Regions from separate parts of the Homo sapiens genome. Here region 2 is linked to region 1. Evidence: chromatin loops called from intact Hi-C (ENCODE). Cell type or tissue: PC-9. All regions are shown on one strand. Links, peaks and the distances in the headings refer to the core of each region. The heading gives the core; the rest is flanking DNA.

Region 1 (9,630 bases), core at 712-8,711:
GTTGCTGCATCTTCTGGAGGGGAGGAACACCAGGTCCCAACAGGGCAGCAGGTGGAAGGACAAGCAAGCTGGAGGTGCTGTGAAGCCTTCTTTATAAAGGCTTTAATCTCATTCATGAGGGAGGAGCCCTCATGGCCTAATCATCTCTTAAAGGCCCCGCCTCTTACTCCTAGCACATTGGCCGTTAAATTTCAACACCTGAATTTGGGGAGGTGGGCACACTTAAACCATAGCACAAGCTGAGTCAAAAGCTCTTAGTTTTAGAAGGTGTGATGAAAAGTGCACATGCTTTGCAACCCAAGTATGTGTGTTTCTGTGTGTGTGTGTGTCCAGTCAGTCCAACAAACTTCATCTTCTGCCAACACTTGAAAAAAGGGCTGGGCATGGTGTGTCAGGCACCATGGAAGGCTAAGAAGGGAGGATCACTGGAGTGTAGGAGTCTGAGACCAGCCTCGGCAACATAGTAAGACCCTGTCTCTACAAAAAAAAAATTTTTTTAATTAGCCAGCCGCCCATGGCATGCCCGGGTAGTCCCAGCTCCTCAGGAGGCTGAGGCAGGAGGCTCATTTGAGCCCAGAAGTTTGAGGTAGCAGTGAGCTATGATCATGCCACTGCACTCCAGCCTGGGCAACAGAGTGAGATCCTGTCTCTAAAAAAAAGAAGAAAAAAAAGAAAAAAAAGAACCCAACTACAATGTGTGTTAATAGAGAAAGGGAAAATTCCATCCCTGAAGCAAATGTGTCTTTCTGACCTCTTCTGTGCAGTTTTTTTTTAAATTTCTATTTTCATGCTATTACTGGGATTCTCTGCAGTTTCATTGTCTCATTTAGTTCGTTCATTTATTCTTTCACTGATTTATTCATTTATTCAACACGTACTTATGAACAGCTACTACATGTCAGGCACTCTTCTGAGTGCTTGGAATATAGCAGTGAAAAAAACAAAGGCCGCTGCCTTTATGAAACTGGCATTCTTTGAGAGGCAGGTGCTAGAAATAAACAATTCTTCATCATCTGGATTATCACCACAGCCTCCTTAACTAGTCTTGGCTCTAGTTTCTCTCCTTTCTAATCCATCTTCTACACAGCTGCCAAGAGTGATTTAAAACTCAGACAACATTAAACACTTCCTTTCCTTAAAAACATGAAATAACATGAAATAATTTTCTCCAGCACTTGGGAATTTGTGTCCATTCAGATTTCTCAGGATTGAAGAATAATGTCTTCCTAATCTGACCATAATACCTTCCTTAACCTTTTCTCATTGTTAAACCGAACACTATGAGGCTTATTGTAAATGCTTCCTTCTATGGAGAACCTATCTAATCCCTTCAAGTCAAAATTAAACACTCAGCACGATGTAGATGGTAGCTTCATTGAATTTCACTTCTTCTTTTCTATATCAAATTTACTGGATCTTCCTCATTTGTAAGCTCTTGGAGAAGAGTTGTATCTTATTTATCTCTGTTAATTCTTAATGGCCAGCACTGTGCTTTGAATGTGGGAGATCCACAGAAGAAATGGATGTTGAATAAGTAAGTGAATTGTTGATTGAATACATGAATTAAAGAGTTCCATTAAAAGACTGAAGATATATAAAGTCATATTGGGTGAGAGGCAAGCACTTCTTTAAATTTCCAACTAGCAACTTAATTTCCAGAACTGCCTTAAAACCCTCCTATTCTGGAATTTATGTTAAGATACTTAAGTGTAAGGTCAGAGGAAGAATTGCTTTTCACTACATTTATTTTTAATACTTAGAGGTAGAAGGATGAGAGCTCACAGTTACATTATTTCATTTTATAATATTGCCTCATGAGGTCAATCCTCTATTTCAGTGACCAGATGGAAACCCACCAAATAAATAAATCAAAAGGAATCAAGTAGACCTTGGAAATGAGTGTTTCAATAGGTATATTTGATAATCTGTTGACACTAGAGTCATAATTTGCCCCTTGAAGATGTGCAGTGCAGAACAGCTGGGCTTGTCAGGGGAATCAAGCCAAGGTAAAGGTCAGAGAGCGATGGTGGGATTCGAACCTATGAAATGAACTCTAATGGGCACGTCTGACATGTGCACATAGGGGGAAGAAAAAAGGAGATACTGCTAGAGATTAATTACTACAACTGCTAATGTGAATAAGGCTCTCCAATTCTGACATTTACCACAGAATGAACTCATGGCCCGGAAAATTTTTAAATGCTGCATTTCAATTCAGTTGGTACAATTATGCAATGGGCCTAACCACTGAAAGAACTGAAAGGCTAGGTTTGTCAAATTTCTGAATGAGCCAAATAAACAGCAGGCTAAAGCATCCTTGCTACATACCTTAGTTCTATTCTTAAATGATAAACTTTCTCATTTTTTTCATTTTTCTTTTTAATAAAGACAAAGTCTTGCTGTGTTGCCCAGACTGATCTTGAATTCCTGGCCCCAAGTGATCCTCCTACTCTGGACACCCAAAGTGCTGGGATTACAGGCATGAGTCCCGTGCCTGGACTTTGTTATTATTCTTTTTGTTTTTTTGTAGTCAAACTTTCCTGTGGACAACCTGAAAGCAGGGGCAGTGGTTACTAATTAAACTGCTTCCAATAATAAACTCGTGGGATTATTGTGTCAACTAGGTAACTGATATAATTATGCCTCAAATTATAAATTGGAATTCAGTCACAAAGAATTAGAGAATTCACCTGACACTTATGCACAGCTTAACTGATGGCTTAAATAATATATTTGGCACCTTACCACATGCCCAATACTGGCTCAGTGTGAACAAAGGTCATTATGACATGGCCTCTGTTTTTCTGGCCTCCCATACAATCTAAAGACCATGCTCACCTCCTTTAGAAAATATTTTCTGAGCTGGACATGGTGGCTCAGGCCTGTAATTCCAGCACTTTGGGAGGCCGAGGCAGGTGGATCACAAGGTCAACAGATCAAGACCATCCTGGCCAACATAGTGAAACCCTGTCTCTACTAAAAATACAAAAATTAGCTGGGCGTGGTGGCGTGTGCCTGTAGTCCCAGCTACTCAGGAGGCTGAGGCAGGAGAATCGCTTGAACCCGGGAGACGGAGGTTGCAGTGAGCTGAGATTGCACCACCGCACTCCAGCCTGGCAACAGAGTGAGACTCCATCTCAAAAAAAAAAAAAAAAAAAAAAAGAGAAAACATTTTCTGTTCTTCATGGCAGACATTATTATTCACTGAAACTTTAAAGTACAATTTGATCTGTTTCATTTGTGTGCTGAGGTTTCCTAGCCGTTTCGTGACTATGTGTCTTGTCTCTTTGCTTGACAGTTAACCCGTTTTTCGTCCCTATTAGAGACTCGCACGACGTCTCGTTTGCTTTGGAACCTCTTTAGCATTCTGGACAGTGCAATGCACCAAGCAAATGCATAGTAATATTTGCTGAAAGAAGACTGCTTGCTCATTAAATTTGCTGATGTAATCAAAAATATAAAATTCTGTAGTTTTCCTGTCAAGTAGAGAAAGAAGGCAGAATCAAAAATTTTGTAAACATCCTTGGACTTTTAGTTGAAAAGTAAAACTGACCCATCTTGACAAAATTTTGCAACCAGGTGAATCCACATATTCATCTCTCCTGAAAGGAAAATCTAAGTAGATAACAAATAAATTACATTTTCTTTATTTTGGCTTGCAATTTTCCTAGCATAAATGTGCATGGTATAGTCAGTTTTATTATAAGAAATGCTCACCATTCACATAGATAGTCTCTAGATATTTCATGAAAAAAATTAGTAAGATTTGTGTATATAGAACTAATAAAAATCCATTTGAGTGCTGCAAGTAATAGGAAATCCATTGCAAAATTGATTAAACAATTAAGGAAAATTATGTCCCATAATAAGATCTTCTGAGGCAGGAGGAATCCAGGGTTGCTTTCTTCAGTAGCTCAATGATGTCTTCGGAATCACAGGCTTTTCCATCTGTGTGCACTGCATCCTCTCCTTACCCCTGGCCAGTTCCCCTTGAGGTCCCAAGGAGGCTGTCACGGTTTCAGTTATCATAGGCAGATACAATGATGTTCAAGAGGGTGTGTGTATGTTTAATCAGCAGGGAAGCCCTTCCTAGAAAACCTCAGATAAATTCCTCTCTCATTTTATTCACCAGGATTGAGTCATTCGTCTCTTCCTAAAACCAAGAGCTGGCAAGGGAACTGGAATTTCGATGACTGGCTTGGATGATTCAGAATTTAATCCTGAGTCATGTGAGGTCAGGGTAGACACCCAAATAAAATGGAAGCTCTCTGGAAAGGGAGAAGAGTGTGCTGGCCTCTGGGTAGTCAGCTACAAAGCAAAAAGGAAAACATTCCTCAGAGAAAACACACACACACAAACACACAGCTACAATGCAACTTTTTACTGCTGCTGTGCAATTTACTTTTAAGACCACATGAAATTATTTGAAGTTACTTCTTTTCTCCTCTTTGGTCTCTGTTGCTAGCTAAATCATAATTAGTTTGGTGTTCGTACTATCATACTTGTGAATATGGCTTTTTTTTTTTTTTTTGAGATGAAGCTTCGCTCTTGTTGCCCAGGCTGGAGTACAATGGCACAATCTTAGCTCACTGCAACCTCTGCCTCCTGGGTTCCAGCGATTCTCCTGCCTCAGCCTCTGAAGTAGCTGGGATTACAGGCATGCGCCACCACACCCAGCTAATTTTGTAATTTTAATAGAGACAGGGTTTCACTGTGTTGGTCAGGCTGGTCTCAAACTCCTGACCTCAGGTGATCTGCCCACCTCAAAAGTGGTGGGATTACAGGTGTAAGCCACCGGACCCAGCCAAGGATATGGGTTTATACTAAAGCAATGCAAAGAAATGAAGGCAAGCCAGGGGCTCATTCAGAAACTATCCTCACAAAAGGCAAGGGAGAGGGCAATTATTGGTATTCCTCCATATTCAAGCTCTTTAGTTGTTGTTGTTATTGTTTAGAGACAGGGTCTCACTCTGTTGCCCTGGCTGGAGTGCAGTGGCACAATCCTGACTCACTGCAGCCTTGAACTCCTGGGCCCAAATAATTCCCCCACCTCAGCCTCCTAAGTAGCTGTGATTACACGCATGGGCCTCCACACTCGGCTAATTTTTAAAATTTTTTTGGTAGATATGAGGGTCTTACTATGTTGCCCAGGCTGGTGTCAAACCCCTGGCCTCAAGTGATCCTCCCACATCGGCCTCCCAAAGTGCTGGGATTACTGACATGAGCCACTGTGCCTGGCCTCCATAATCAAACTCTTTGATCTAGAGCAGAGGTCAGCACATTTTTTTTTAAAGGTCAGATAGTAAATGTTTTAGGCTTGCAGGTCATACATACAATCTCTATCACAACTCCTCAACCCTGTCACTGCAGTGGACAATACGTAAACCAGTAAGTGTGGCTGTGTTCTAATAAAACAGAATTTATGGGCACTGAAATTAGAATTTTATATAGTTTTTATGGGTTGGTAAATATTTTTCTTTTAACTTTTTTCAACCACTTACAAAGTGAAAGCCCACTTTTAGCTGTATAAAAAAAGGTGGCAAGCCAGATTTGGCACATGAGCCATGGTTTACTAAATCCTGTTCTACAGCAGTTTTCATATTTGTCTTTTATCTTACATCTCCTTCTTGCATATTTTAGATATGAATGAAGCTTCTCTATTTATTAGACTTAATTAATTGATTACATAACTGCAAAAATAAGTATTTCATTTAAGTGGACTATTTTGTAGATTCATAAAAGAACGTACTTTTTATTTGTACAATAACAGGTCCCAGTGGAGAGTCTTGCTTGACTCTACATTGCCAGTGTCAATTTGGCCCCATATCATTTCTGCCTTTGTGTTAATTGGTTTTCTTATTATTAGAGTTGTATAAATGACCAGTGAGAAGATGTGAATATAAAACAGATTTGCCAGCACAATAAAAAATAGAAAAGTGGGGAAGACACTAAATTATACAGATAGATTGGAAATAACATTAGGTAAGAATCGCGCCGGTTTTACCCACACTGGAAAGAGCTGAGAGGTATGCATAGCTCTTTTATTGCTCTGAGTAATGATGGTAATTATGATGTAATCCACAGAGCACAACCGACACTGGACTGGGTGGAAATAGTGCTCTCAATCCTCCACTCTATAACAATATGGCTTGTAAAACGTATGTACCATTGAGGCCAGGCGTGGTGGCTCATGACTACTTTGGAAGGCCAAGACAGGAGGATCACTTGAGTCCAGGAGTTCAAGACCAGCCTGAGAAACATAGTGAGCCCCTGTCTCTACAAAAAAAATTTTTTTTAATTAACTGGGCATGGTGGCACACACCTGTGGTCCCAGCTACTTGAGAGGTTGAGGCTGGAGGATTGCTTGAGCCCAGGAGGTCAGGAGGTTGAGGCTGCAGTGAGCCAAGATCGTGCCACTGCACTCTAGCTGGGAGACAGAGTGAGACCCTGCCTCAAAAAAAAAAACAACAAAAAAAAACCCAAAAAAACCCATTGACTTAATAGTAGTTTTGCTTCAAAAAGAGAAAAGAAATTTACCACTTTAAATGTAGGCATTGATAGCAAAGAGTATCACAATTATAGACAAGTTAAATGTAATTTATGAAAATGACACTTTTAGCCTGGATGAAATGTGGCAATTCCCTAGATAAACAGTACATTAGGAAGGGCTTGTCTATTTCTAGATGGCAGTAAGTGACTTCAATTTAGGCCAGGGTAATTTAGACCAGTAAGTGGTATTTCTCAACCTTGTAAATATATAATAAAGGGAAAATAGCTCAAAGTATGCTGTAAGAAAAACATGTAAACCTGCTATCTGGATTATTGAGAAATATTTAATGGTGTAAAGCAAGTAAGCTGTAATCAACAGAATCTTTACATTTTTTGGTATCTCTTTGTAAAACCTTTGCCCTTCTCTACTTAAGACACCCAGGGAACTGGCTGTGCTTCCTGATCATTAAGAAGACTGAAATAAAGTGACTCCTTATTCATTCCAGAAATGGATTTCACTATGCTGCAGCACTTAGCTTGTAAAATGGATTTATAAACAGGTGAAATATTAGGTGGGTAAAGCCACATGACAGTAAAGATTTACAAATTAAATTTCTTTATCTGAATATTCTTACTTTAAGGATTTATTTTCCCATCTCTGTAAATAAACATTTTTTTTTAAGAACCTACTTGGTATAATAGAAAGAGCACTTGAACAGGGAAAAATGGCAATTAAGATTTTGGTTTTGACCTTGCTGCCACTGGCATAGAGAACTTGGGAAAGTCATTTCATCTTCCTTGGTTAACTTCAATTTCTTTCTTTTTTTTTTAAACCAGCTTTATTGAGATGTAATTGACATACAATAAATTGCACATATTTGAAGCATACATCTGTACATTTTTACATATATGTACACACATGAACAGGGTTGTCAGATTTAAAGTACAGAATGCCCAGTTAAATTCGGATTTCAGATAAACAATGAAACATTTTTAGTATAAGTATGTCCCAAACATTTGCATGGTACATATTCATACTAAAAAAATTTATTCATCTGAAATTCAAATTTAACTGGCCACTCTATGTTTTTATTTGCGAAATCAAACAGCTCTATCCATGGATTCTCACTGTAGTTAAGATCAAGAACTTATCTGTCATTTTTCCCATACCCAGGCAATCACTTTTCTGCTTTCTGTTACTATAGATTAGTTTGCGGTTCCCAGAATTTGATCTAAATGGCATCGAATCATACAGTATGCACTCTCTTTTGTCTGGCTTCTTCTTCTTCTTTTTTTTTTTTTTTTTTGAGAGGGAGTCTTGCTCTGTTGCCCAGGCTGGAGTGCACTGGTGCAATCTCCGCTCACTGCAACCTCTGCCTCCTGGATTCAAGTATTCTCCTGCCTCAGCCTCCCTAGTATCTGAGATTACAGGCACACGCCACCACGCCCGGCTAGTTTTTGTATTTTTAGTAGAGATGGGGCCTCACCATATTGGCCAAGCTGGTCTCAAACTCCTGACCTCAAGTGATCCACCCAACCCAAAGTGCTGGGATTACAGGTGTGAGCCACCGGTGCCTGGCTTGTCTGGCTCCCTACACTAAGCATAATTATTTTGAGATCATCCAAATTGTAACATGTAGCAATAGTTTATTCCTTTTTATTGCTGAGTAATATTCTATTGTACAGATATGTAACATTTACCTATTGATGGACTTTGGGGTTCTTTTCAATTTGGGGCTGTATAAAGCTGCTATGAACATTTGTGTATTAATCTTTTTATGGACATTTGTTTTCATTTATCTTGGGTAAATAACTAGAAGTGGAATGGCTGGATCATATGGTAGATGTATTAATTTGTAAAGGAACTTCCAAATTGCTTCAACAGTAGTTGTGTCATTTTTGCATTCCCACTAGCAGTATATGAGAGTTCTATTTTCTCCACATCTTTGCCAACACTTGGTCTTCTTAATTGGTGCATTCTAATAGGTATGTAGTGATACCTCATTGCAGTTTTAATTTGCAATCTCTAATGACTAATCATGTAGAGGACCTTTTGCTTATTTGCTATCCATATATTTTCTTTAGTAAAGTGTTCAAATCTTTTGCCCATTTCTTAATTGCCTCGTCTTCTTATTGAGAGAGTTGAGCTTTTTAAAAAACTTTTATTTTAGGTTTGGGGGTACATGTGCAAGTTTGTTATATAGGTAAACTCATGTCATGGGGGTTTGTTGTACAGATTGTCACCCAGGTACTAAGCCTAGTACCCAATAGTTACTTTTTCTGCTCCTCTCCCTCCTCCCATCCTCTACCCTCAAGTAGGCTATTGTTCTCTTCTTTGTGTCTGTGAGTTCTCATCATTTAGCTCCCACTTATAAGTGAGAACATGCAGTATTTGGTTTTCTATTCCTGCATTAGTTTGCTAAGGCTAATGGCCTCCAGTTCTATCCATGTTCCCACAAAAGACAGGATCTCACTCTTTCTTATGGCTGCATAGTATTCCATGTCGTATATGTACCATGTTTTCTTTATTCAATCTATCATTAATGGGCATTTAGTTTGATTCAATGTCTTTGCTATTGTGAGTAGTGCTGCAATGAACATTTGTGTGCACGTGTCTTTATGATACACTAATTTACATTCCACTGGTTTTATACCCAGTAATGGGATTGCTGCATTAAATGGCAGTTCTGTTTTTAGCTCTTTGAGGAAGCGCCACCCTGCTTTCCACAATGGTTGAACTAATTTACACTCCAACAAGTGTTCCCTTTGCTCTGCATCCTCGCCAGCATCTGTTATTTTTTGACTTTTTAATAATAGCCATCCTGACTGGTGTTTTTGTGGTTTTGATTTGCATTTCTCTAATGATCAGTGATATTGAGCTTTTTTTTTCATATGCTTCTTGGCCACATGTATGTCTTCTTTAGAAAAGTATCCTTATCACTTGCCCACTTTTTAATGGGGTTGTTTGTTATTTTCCTGTAAATTTGTTTCTGTTCCTTATGGATGCTGGATATTAGACCAAGAGTATTTTATATGCTCTGAATACAAGTCCTTTATCAGATATGTACCTTGCAAATATTTTCTTCTAATCTGTGCTTGTAGTTTCATTTTTTAAAGTGTCTTGTGAAGAGCAGAAGTTTT
Region 2 (9,630 bases), core at 943-8,942, 140 kb before region 1:
TGATGGTCATGGGGGGAATTAGGGAGCCCTTCCTGGAAGAGATGACACTGCAGGGACAAGCTGAGAAACTGAGGGGTCAGGATGTGTGAGCAGCACATGTCAGGTGGCTTGCCTCGCTTCTGTTCCTTTCACAATCCTAGGGAGCTAGCTGGAAAGAAAAAATTATAGCTTTGTCACCCATCAAGAAGCTGCTTTTTGGTTGGTGGACTTTGAATGAGATGATTAAAAGCTTGGAATTTTGTGTGAACACAAGTCCTAGCTCTGTCACTCACTAGATGTCTGATAGAATAAGTTAACCTGGATTCTGAGTGTTGCATCGTCATCTGCAATATGATAATAATACTAGCACAGCTTCCGAGTGTGGCTGGGAGGGTTAAATGAGATAAATCAAGTCCGGTGTTTAGCCAAGACATAGGATATGGGCAATAAAATGTGGCCAATGTGAATTATTTACTATTATTATTGCTGTCATTGTCATTACCATTACTGCAACTGTCAGGAGACGGCATCGCCACCATCCTCACTGTCATTATGACAGCTTCTGTGATTGGAAGAGATAGGTCTTGGAAACCATCCTCTTTCAACATTTCTTTTCTGAAAATGTTTTTTTATCCCTTCAGGTTTAAATCCAAAGTTGAAATAATACACCTAAAATAAGTATCTTACATTCAGAAAGGTTGTGAATATGGTCAAGGCTGGCTACCTAGTTTATGGGCCAGTGCAAAATAAAAATGTGGTCCTCTTACCCAAAAAACAAGAAAAGAGTTATTAAAGGGACTAAAAAGAAAAAAAGTTTTTCTTTAAGAATACTTTATATGTAAGATATAATAGAGATGATAGTGATAGATGAATAATAATATAAACTAATAAATTCCAAACATAATATTTTTGATGTCATAATTTTATATTATAATATCATTATGTGATATCTTGTGTTGTAAGCCTTTTCTGCAAATACATTTGTTTAGTCATCAAAGTTTATAGTTTTAGCAACTTGGCTTTCAGTGGATATAATTGAAAGTGATAGTCACTCCTGGCAAATGCAAGGTGGCAAATAATTTTTGATAATTTTTTACTTGGAGAAGGATCTTTCTGCTGATGCAGTCTTACATAGCTTTATGGACTATGACAACATCTGGATAAATTTTTTTTATTATTATTATACTTTAAGTTCTAAGGTACATGTGCACAACGTGCAGGTTTGTTACATATGTATACATGTGCCATGTTGGTGTGCTGCACCCATTAACTTGTCATTTACATTAGGTATATCTCCTAATGCTATCCCTCCCCCATCCCCCTACCCCACGACAGGCGCCGGTGTGTGATGTTCCCCACCCTGTGTCCAAGTGGGGACATTGTTCAGTGCCCACCTATGAGTGAGAACATGCGGTGTTTGGTTTTCTGTCCTTGCGATAGTTTGCTCAGAATGATGGTTATGGATAAATTTTTGATAAACTTTCAAGATGTAAATTTTAGTACATCTGGATCAGATGATTCTTGTTAAACAGTTTTTTAAAAGATTTAATTCTTCACACAAATCCATTTTGAGTAAGTCTGAATTTAATTTTAGATGTAAATTTATACAAGCTTATTTTAATATTTCTTCTGACATTTCCTGTAACTTGTGGAGATCTTACAAGAAACTAAAAATGTTCTCATGAGTTATATATAATTCAAAAAGCCTGTTTATGCATTCTATCACTGTGTCCTCAATTACAAGGAAAAATTAATTTTAAAATGGCCTTCCTCTTTAATAATTTGTTCATCTGAAGCTTCATATGAAAACAGTGTATTTTTTTGTCCAGTATAACAATCTTTACATTCAATTTCTATTTCTATGCCTATGAATATTTACTTTGCAGTGTTGCAGCAGTTTTCAAAAACAGAGACTAAACTCTCTGCAGAATTATAATAACTCCCTGATATTCTTTATTGCAATGTCCCCATGTAGGCTTTTACTTTGTGATAATTTACTGTCCTGGTGCTCAGGTCATAGAGTTAAATATCTGTGCAGACTCTATAGGGACAGGCTCCGGTGACTGATGGGCAAACTGGCCTCCCACCCTGGTTCCTGGAGCTACCAGAGTCCCTCCTCTCTCCTCTCCCCTATCACCCACAACCATGGCTACTGCAGCTTCTGTTGTCACCACAGTCACAGCCATTAGTGTGGGTCCAAGACCTGGCAGTGCCGCTTTAGAGTCTTCTAACACCGTGTCCTGCCCCAGGCTTATGGGTATGTGCCTGACTGCCGGGCCAGTTGCTCGGTGTCTGGGCTGCAAGCCCTGGGTTCTGAGTTCATCCGTGCCCTCCCCATCATAAGGGTCATGGCTCCTGTAACAAATACAGGTTAACAAGAGAGAAACATAACAATTTTATTTAGTCAAAGTTTCACATGACATGGAGCCTTCAGACATGAAGATTGAGGGACCCAAGGAAAACTGTATTTTTATGCTTAAGTTCAACACAGAATGGACTGCCATGTAGAAATGTGATTGGACAAAGAAATATGATCTAATGGTAATAGACTTAAGCAGGAAAACCCAGCAGGACCTGTCTTGTCGGAATTCTTTTTGACCTCTCTGTATGGCATTCCTTCCTCCCAGGTAGAGGGTAAGACCCCTCCGAAATGGGAGGGTCTTATGATCTATTTTCAGGCAAGGTAGGTCAGAGAAATTATTTGTGACCAGCACTTACAAAGGTGGGAGAAAGTTAGAATAGTATTTCTATAATAGGTTTTACAGTTAGCTTTGGGGAAAAAAGAGGCTCATGTTTTTTTGATTTACCTTGGGGAACAGGAATCTTAGTTTCTATGCCTTTGGGGAGAAAGAGGAGTAGGAGAAGGAAGGGCAGAATAAGGTCAGAAAAGCAAGGTCTTGCTTTTGAGCCCCTGTCCTTCAGTTCAAAGTACTCAGCATACCAAAGTGTCATACTTTGGGGTATCCTTTTCTGAGCTTCATTGTCTCATTAGACTTCATCCGAACACATGCTTCATTGTCCCATTAAACTTCACTTACAGCACAAAAGTCCAAAGATAAAATTATTTAAAATTCAAAATGGTAATCACAGAACATTAAATGAAGCCTGGGGCCCTTGTGAGAGGGGGGACGCTGTGCGTGTGGGGTCGCATGCCCATGCAGCCAGCCCTTAATAGAGTACTGCTGAACACCGAGAACATGAGTGTGGCAGACGTTTTGAATTGATTACTGTGCCCGTGAAGATCCCTTTTTTTTTGAGACGGGAATCTCACTCTGTCACCAGGCTGGAGTGCAATGGTGCAATCTCAGCTCACTGCAACCTCTGCTTCCCGGGTTCAAGCGGTTCCCCTGCCTCAGCCTCCTGAGTACCTGGGATTACAGGCGTGTGCCACCATGCCCAGCTAATTTTTGTATTTTTAGTAGAGACGGAGTTTCACCATGTTGGCCAGGATGGTCTCGATCTCTTGACCTCGTGATCCTCCCACCTCGGCCTCCCAAAGTGCTGGGATTACAGGCGTGAGCCACTGCACCCGGCCTAAGATCCCTTCATTTAAAGGATTTGTAGTTGATCTCTCCCTTTTGGCAGATATGTGGTTGGGAAAATTAGTTTTTTATGCTAGAGACAGGAGAATAGTGGGTACCAAACACTATGATTGCTTCTGGCTTTGACAGAAAATTCATGGTAATTAAAAATGTCCTTCCTAAGAGAGTTAAAGGTAGCAGGGATGATAGTCACAGTTTCTGTTTTTTGTTAGAATCGGGCAACACTTTATTCTATAAAATAGAATGAATGTTTTCAGTATTCACAATTCTTAACAGTTGGCTCCACGCTGACCTCAGAGCCCCCTGCTGTGCCAAGTGGTAGGCTTTGATTACTGGATGGGGAATGGGGCTTGGGCATCTAACAGCTAACCTCAAGGATTCCATCACTTACCGAGGCAATTGAAACCCTAAAGAGCAAGGTGTAATGTCCCAGGAAGCCTTTTGATTTGACTTATTAAATTGGACCAACTTTATAAAGTTGCTGATGGGATGTTCTTTGACCTACAAAACATTAATTTCATATAGTCCAATGTAATACATAGGTTCAGTATAAGTTCAAAACTGACATAAATAACAATTAGACTAAGGAGTCCTGATACCAGTGATAGATTATTGAGATGTACTTAAATAGCCATTTTTGCTTTAATTATTTATGATCTTGAAGTACTTACAATGTATATAAATGATTATCGATAAGTGTTAACAAAATTCTATTTGATTTCTTTATTAGGAAAAAAATTGTATGTAGCTGCAGCCTTTCCTTGACTCTCAGGGCTGTCGGTTGATCAGACTGCTTCCAGCTCCTTTCCTCAGTGCTCTGCGTGGCATGATGCATTGACTAGCATGAGCACCAGCAGACAGATTAGGCATGGGGTCAGAATCCCTGGTCATTGCCAGTATCCAAGTCATGAGCCTAGACTAGAAGATAGGAATCCTGGGTTCTAACTCCAGCATTGTTACTAAGAACCTTTCTGTTCCTGAGGAAAGTTGAGGTAGAACTCTGCCTCAGTTTCCACATTTGCAGTACAGCCTGTGTACCTTCTCTGGTGACATGGAGATAAAGTACTGATGAAGTACTGGGACACACACTTAAATTTTTGAAAACATTCTTAAACATCATTTTTTGTAGAATAATTTCTAAATTATAAGTAAGATACTACGTGACCTGATTTATTCCACGTTGCATGGTTGATGCAAGACTACAGAATGAAACTCAGTTGATTTAGAATTCAGTGGAGGGTTATGGTGAAGCAAGTAAGTTCTCCACTCTATTATAGCTATGGAAGTTTTTCAGAAATTTCAGCAGGTGGCACTCTCTCCTACATTAAAACTGATGAGAGCATTGGCTATTGTTTATAGGGTGGAGATGTTGATGAGAAACTGTATTGGGTTCAGTGTTTATTATAATTTGATTATTAAAGGTCAAGCTGGCCTAAAGATGAGTGGACTGATACAGTCATTTTACTTTTGAAAAAGAAGGGAAATGTAAGATGACAGACAAAGTGGAAAGGATTGCAAGCAAGCCTTATTGTAATATAAACTCAGAAGAATTTCCTATACAGAACAGAAATCAACTACTGTAGTGCAAGAAAACAAGGCTTTAGTGCCAGTACCTTGGTAAAGAAGAGAGAACATTGTATGAAATTGTGTGAAGTTCTAAGGAAACCTCAAGAATTTTCTCTGATGATTAGAATCCGGGAATTTCCCAGGGAAAGCAATTGATGGTTTATTGTAATGTGTAGCATTTATAACAGCACCATGTGCCATCAGTAACATCTGGAGTGAAAACCTTTTACTGATTTACCAACCATACCTACATCTCCAGGATCTTGCTTGAAGTTAAGGGAAATAGTAACACATAATGAGGTTAGAATAAGATGTCTATCTCCTTTCCTTTAAAAATAAAATAGCCAGGTGCAGTGGCTCACGGCTGTAATCCCAGCACTTTGGGACACTGAGGTGGAAGGATCACTTGAGCCCAGGAGTTCAAGACCAGCTTGGACAATGTAGGGAGACTCCATCTCTACCAAAAAAAAAAAAAAAAATGTATCCGGGCATGGTGGCATGTGCCTGTAGTCCCAGCTACTTGGGAGGCTTAGGTGGGAGGATCGCTTGAGCCTGGGAAATTGAGGCTGCAGTGAGCCATGATCACACCACTGCACCCCAGCGTGGGTGACAGAGTGAGACCCTGTCCCCCCAAAATTAATTAATTAATTTAATAGCTTTCCTGACCATAACACTTTTGGCATATGTATGTTTAATAATAAAATCTAGGTTTATTTGAAATCATACAAGCTATGAGTAGAGCCCTAAGTAAATAAGTTGAAGACCAGGGGGCAGAAGGCTAATTCTCATATTCTGCCCAGCATGAGTAATTGTTATGTTGTAATTTATAGTAAAGAAAATGGAGGAAGCAGTTCCTTTCTATATTTGGCAGAGATAGGAGACTAGATGATGGAGTTAGAAAGAGAAAATGTATCGCCAGTCTAGGGCTCTCATTTGCAATGTTAGGTCCTTTGTGTTGGTGTTTTTGTAGGAAAAAACTATTTTATTTGTACTCTTGCTGTTAGTAGCTATTTGGTAGCTACACTGGCTTTTCACAGTAGTTAAGTAAGAGACATGGTTAGGCCATTTTTGTGAGGCTTACCCCACAAGACAAATTAAATATATATTTAGAAGTTTTGGGCTTCGTGGCTGTCATCATAGAAGCCGAGTCTCTCAAAAGAATCAGGTTTTTTGAAAATTTTACTGTAGCAGAAGAGAGGTAAGTGTTTCTGCTTGGAGGATTTTCAGAGAGCTTAATCATATGGCTTAATCTGAGCATTTAGAAGAGTTACTTGATCTAGTAGTTTTAATAGCCCTGGGAAAGTAATCCTGGAAGTACCAGTACATGTTCAAATGTTTACTCTTGTTCAATAGAATACCACGTAGTATCATTCCTCTTTTGATGTCTTATCTATTGGTATCTGACTATGTTTTGGATAAACAGATATTTCACATTCCTTCCTAAATATCATCAATTTGACATAAAACGATTCAAAGGAAAAGGACAAGAGTAACAACGGGAAATTTAAATTACTTGTAGCTTTCATTTGAGCTTCTTTCCATGTTAGGATAATACCGTGTGGCAGGCAAGCTGATGTTCTCATCTTCATGCCAGGGAATTATAGAAAAGAATGAACTAAAGGCAGAGATACTCTTAGTTATGACTGAATGTTCTGGGTGTCATCCCCAGTCATTACAGTTGACCTTCAGTGTGACTCACTGATGCATGGCAACTTTTCAAACTTATATTTCCCTCCAGGTCAACTGATGAGACATTCAGCTTGGCTGAAGAAACCTGTAGCTCTAATCCAGCTATGGTTAGGAGGAAGAAAATTGCCATAAGCATCATCTTTTCCCTATGTGAGAAAGAAGAAGCACAAAGGAATTTCCAGGACTTCTTCTTTTCTCATTTTCCCCTGTTTGAATCTCACATGAACAGGCTGAAGAGTGCAATTGAAAAGGTAATAAGGATGTAATCCAAAGTCAAATAGAGAAGTGATTGTGGGGCTTTGAAGATGGCAGAATTTCTTTGCCGATGTATCAGATGTCTTTCCTAAGGAAGTTAAATCACCTGTAGCAGTGATAAATTTTAGGCATGTTGATGTTAGTTACCAGATACTGGGTTACCTTAGGGAAGGAAATGACTGCTTTTTCGTGACTGAAGGCATTATTACCTTGAGTGTTGTTAATTGATTACATAATTTTTTTTATTAATACAGCCCAGTAGATAAGTTATAAAATTTCTTCTCAGTAATTTGACTTGCTTTCTCTTCAATAAAGGCTATGATCTCCTGTAGGAAAATAGCAGAATCAAGTCTCCGAGTCCAGTTTTATGTCAGCCGTTTGATGGAAGCTCTGGGAGAATTCAGGTAAAGTGGCAAAGTTTGGCAAATCCAACAGGAGATGTTTATGAGCAGCCATGGATAAAGATAAACTGTGACTTGGAAGAATTGGGGGCCTGGCAGTTATTCCTCACTTTTGTGGTTCCGCCCTTCAAGATGGAAACAGAACAAATGAAGCAAAAAATTTAAATAATTTACCGCTGAGTAATCCTCACTATTGCTCAACCGACAGTCCCTGATAGGATTGTTTTTAACAGGATGAATGGGGAAAACTAATGTTCAGGTATCTCTCACCAGTCTATTCATTATCTTATGTCAGCCTCACAAAAGCCCTAAGCACTACTAACCCCATTTTACAGATGTGGAAACTTGAGTTCAGGGATGCTTATTCAAAGCACAGATGGAGAGGTTATGCATGTCGGGAAGACATACATTCCAGTTTGCCAGGACAGTCCTAGTTTACACCAAGTGTCCTCTGGAAACTGGTGTCTAGAGTCCTTGCTCCTAGTATCTGTGTGGAAAGGTAAATTGTGTTGGGTAGCAGGTGGGATCCTCTCTGATCATGCTGAGTTGGGATTGTTGCACCATTTAGAGCCACTTTCTTGATAGGGAATGGAATCCCACTCCAAAGCAGTCATGAGCGAATGAGTCAAACTGTTATTCCATAGAGGAAGGATAAAAAAAAAATTTATAATCCTTTGAATGTTAGAACACTTTTATGATGCTTAAAGTATATGCTGATGAACTCAGTAATGCTACCTGGAGCAAAATCGCAAGCCTTTTTTTTACTGTGGATTATGTGTTAAAGTACTCAAGTAACATGTTACTTATTATCTGGTGATTGCTAAGACTTAAGTCATATATTTGAGAATGACATAAAGTTGTGCTCTTTGATGGCAGTCTGATGATTAGTAAACCTTCCATAGTTTTTGGGAAAGCACTGGAGATTTGCCTGTTGCTCTGCTGTGGTCAGACTGGACGCTCACTGGCTTGCGCTTGAGAATCTGGGTCCCACTTTTTTTTTTTTTTTTTTTTTTAGACTGAGTCTCGCTCTGTCACCAGGATGGAGTGCAGTGGTGCGATCTCGGCTCGCTGCAACCTTCACCTCCTGGGTTCAAGCGATTCTCCTGCCTCAGCCTCCCGAGTAGCTGGGTTTACAGGCGCGCGCCACCATGCCCAGCTAATTTTTGTATTTTTAGTAGAGACGGGGTTTCACCATATTGGCCAGAATGTTCTCTATCTCTTGACCTTGTAATCCACCACCTTGGCCTCCCAAAGTGCTGGGATTACAGGTATGAGCCACCACGCCCGGCTGAGAATCTGGGTCCTACTTTAATGAGGTGTCTATTTTTCAAAGGTCAAGAAGCTGAAAGTGAGGCTTTCTAGTTCTGTACTTTCAGTTTCTGTAGAGTCTCTGTAGTAGCAACTGAACTTAGCCGTTGTCCCACAGAAGCAGCCATAGACAATAAATAAGTAAATAAATGAGCACGGCTGTGACCCAGTAAAACTTTTTATTTACAAAAAAAGGTGGCAGTCAGATTTGGCCCGTGGGCCATAGTGTGCAACCCCTGTTATGTGTGGAGCTTGAATCTTTTAAGGACTACATAGATTCAAGTTGTTTTCTCCTTTATTCTTTTACACCAAGATTATCCAAAATAGTATTTCTGACACTTTTGTGTTTCCCTCTCTTTCTGTTCTATAGAGGAACTATCTGGAACTTATATTCTGTTCCAAGGATAGCTGAACCTGTATGGCTTACTATGATGTCCGGCACTTTGGAAAAAAACCAGCTCTGCCAGCGCTTTCTCAAGGAGTTTACACTTCTGATAGAACAGATAAATAAAAACCAGTAAGCTTCAACTCTCTGGAGACTTGTATGCAAATCTCATGGCCAATGTGTGTACTGCATAGGATGTGCCTCTTTCTGTATTGACTAAGTTGGTTGTATCTTTTTCCATTTCTCCAAGGTTTTTTGCTGCCTTACTGACTGCGGTGTTAACCTACCACCTGGCCTGGGTCCCAACTGTCATGCCTGTGGATCACCCTCCCATCAAAGCCTTCTCAGAGAAACGTACCTCCCAGTCAGTGAACATGCTGGCCAAAACACATCCGTATAATCCTCTTTGGGCACAGCTGGGTTAGTACCTAATTTGACTATTCAGAGAATATATGGGATGGAATAGGAAAAAAATGCTAGAATTTGTAGTTTATACCGGCTCTCT

What was found. A loop is a pair of places that touch in the nucleus more often than their neighbours do. Peaks named below come from ENCODE experiments on the same cell type or tissue, not always from the same donor. Only the 100,000 strongest peaks of a DNase experiment are listed, where the experiment ranks them.
Region 2: it touches region 1 in a loop (4-fold over the local background); 2 of 110 quality-filtered maps call a loop at or near these places.

The regions. Positions count from the first base shown.
Region 1 is chr4:158,992,717-159,002,346 of GRCh38, forward strand. The region is part of intron 1 of SPMIP2 (sperm microtubule inner protein 2); the gene reads right to left. Among named protein-coding and RNA genes, the nearest start is that of SPMIP2, 38 kb to the right of the region's middle. RefSeq lists an enhancer at 3,543-4,742. In PC-9, for the core only: no CTCF peak of the experiment used is centred there; a DNase peak (open chromatin) is centred at 4,175; H3K27ac peaks cover 1,865 bases.
Region 2 is chr4:158,852,232-158,861,861 of GRCh38, forward strand. FNIP2 (folliculin interacting protein 2) reads left to right here. Exons shown (of 17, transcript NM_020840.3): 9 at 6,826-7,027; 10 at 7,347-7,435; 11 at 9,111-9,257; 12 at 9,376-9,545. Among named protein-coding and RNA genes, the nearest start is that of FNIP2, 88 kb to the left of the region's middle. In PC-9, for the core only: a CTCF peak has its summit at 4,841 (motif pointing right); a DNase peak (open chromatin) is centred at 4,790.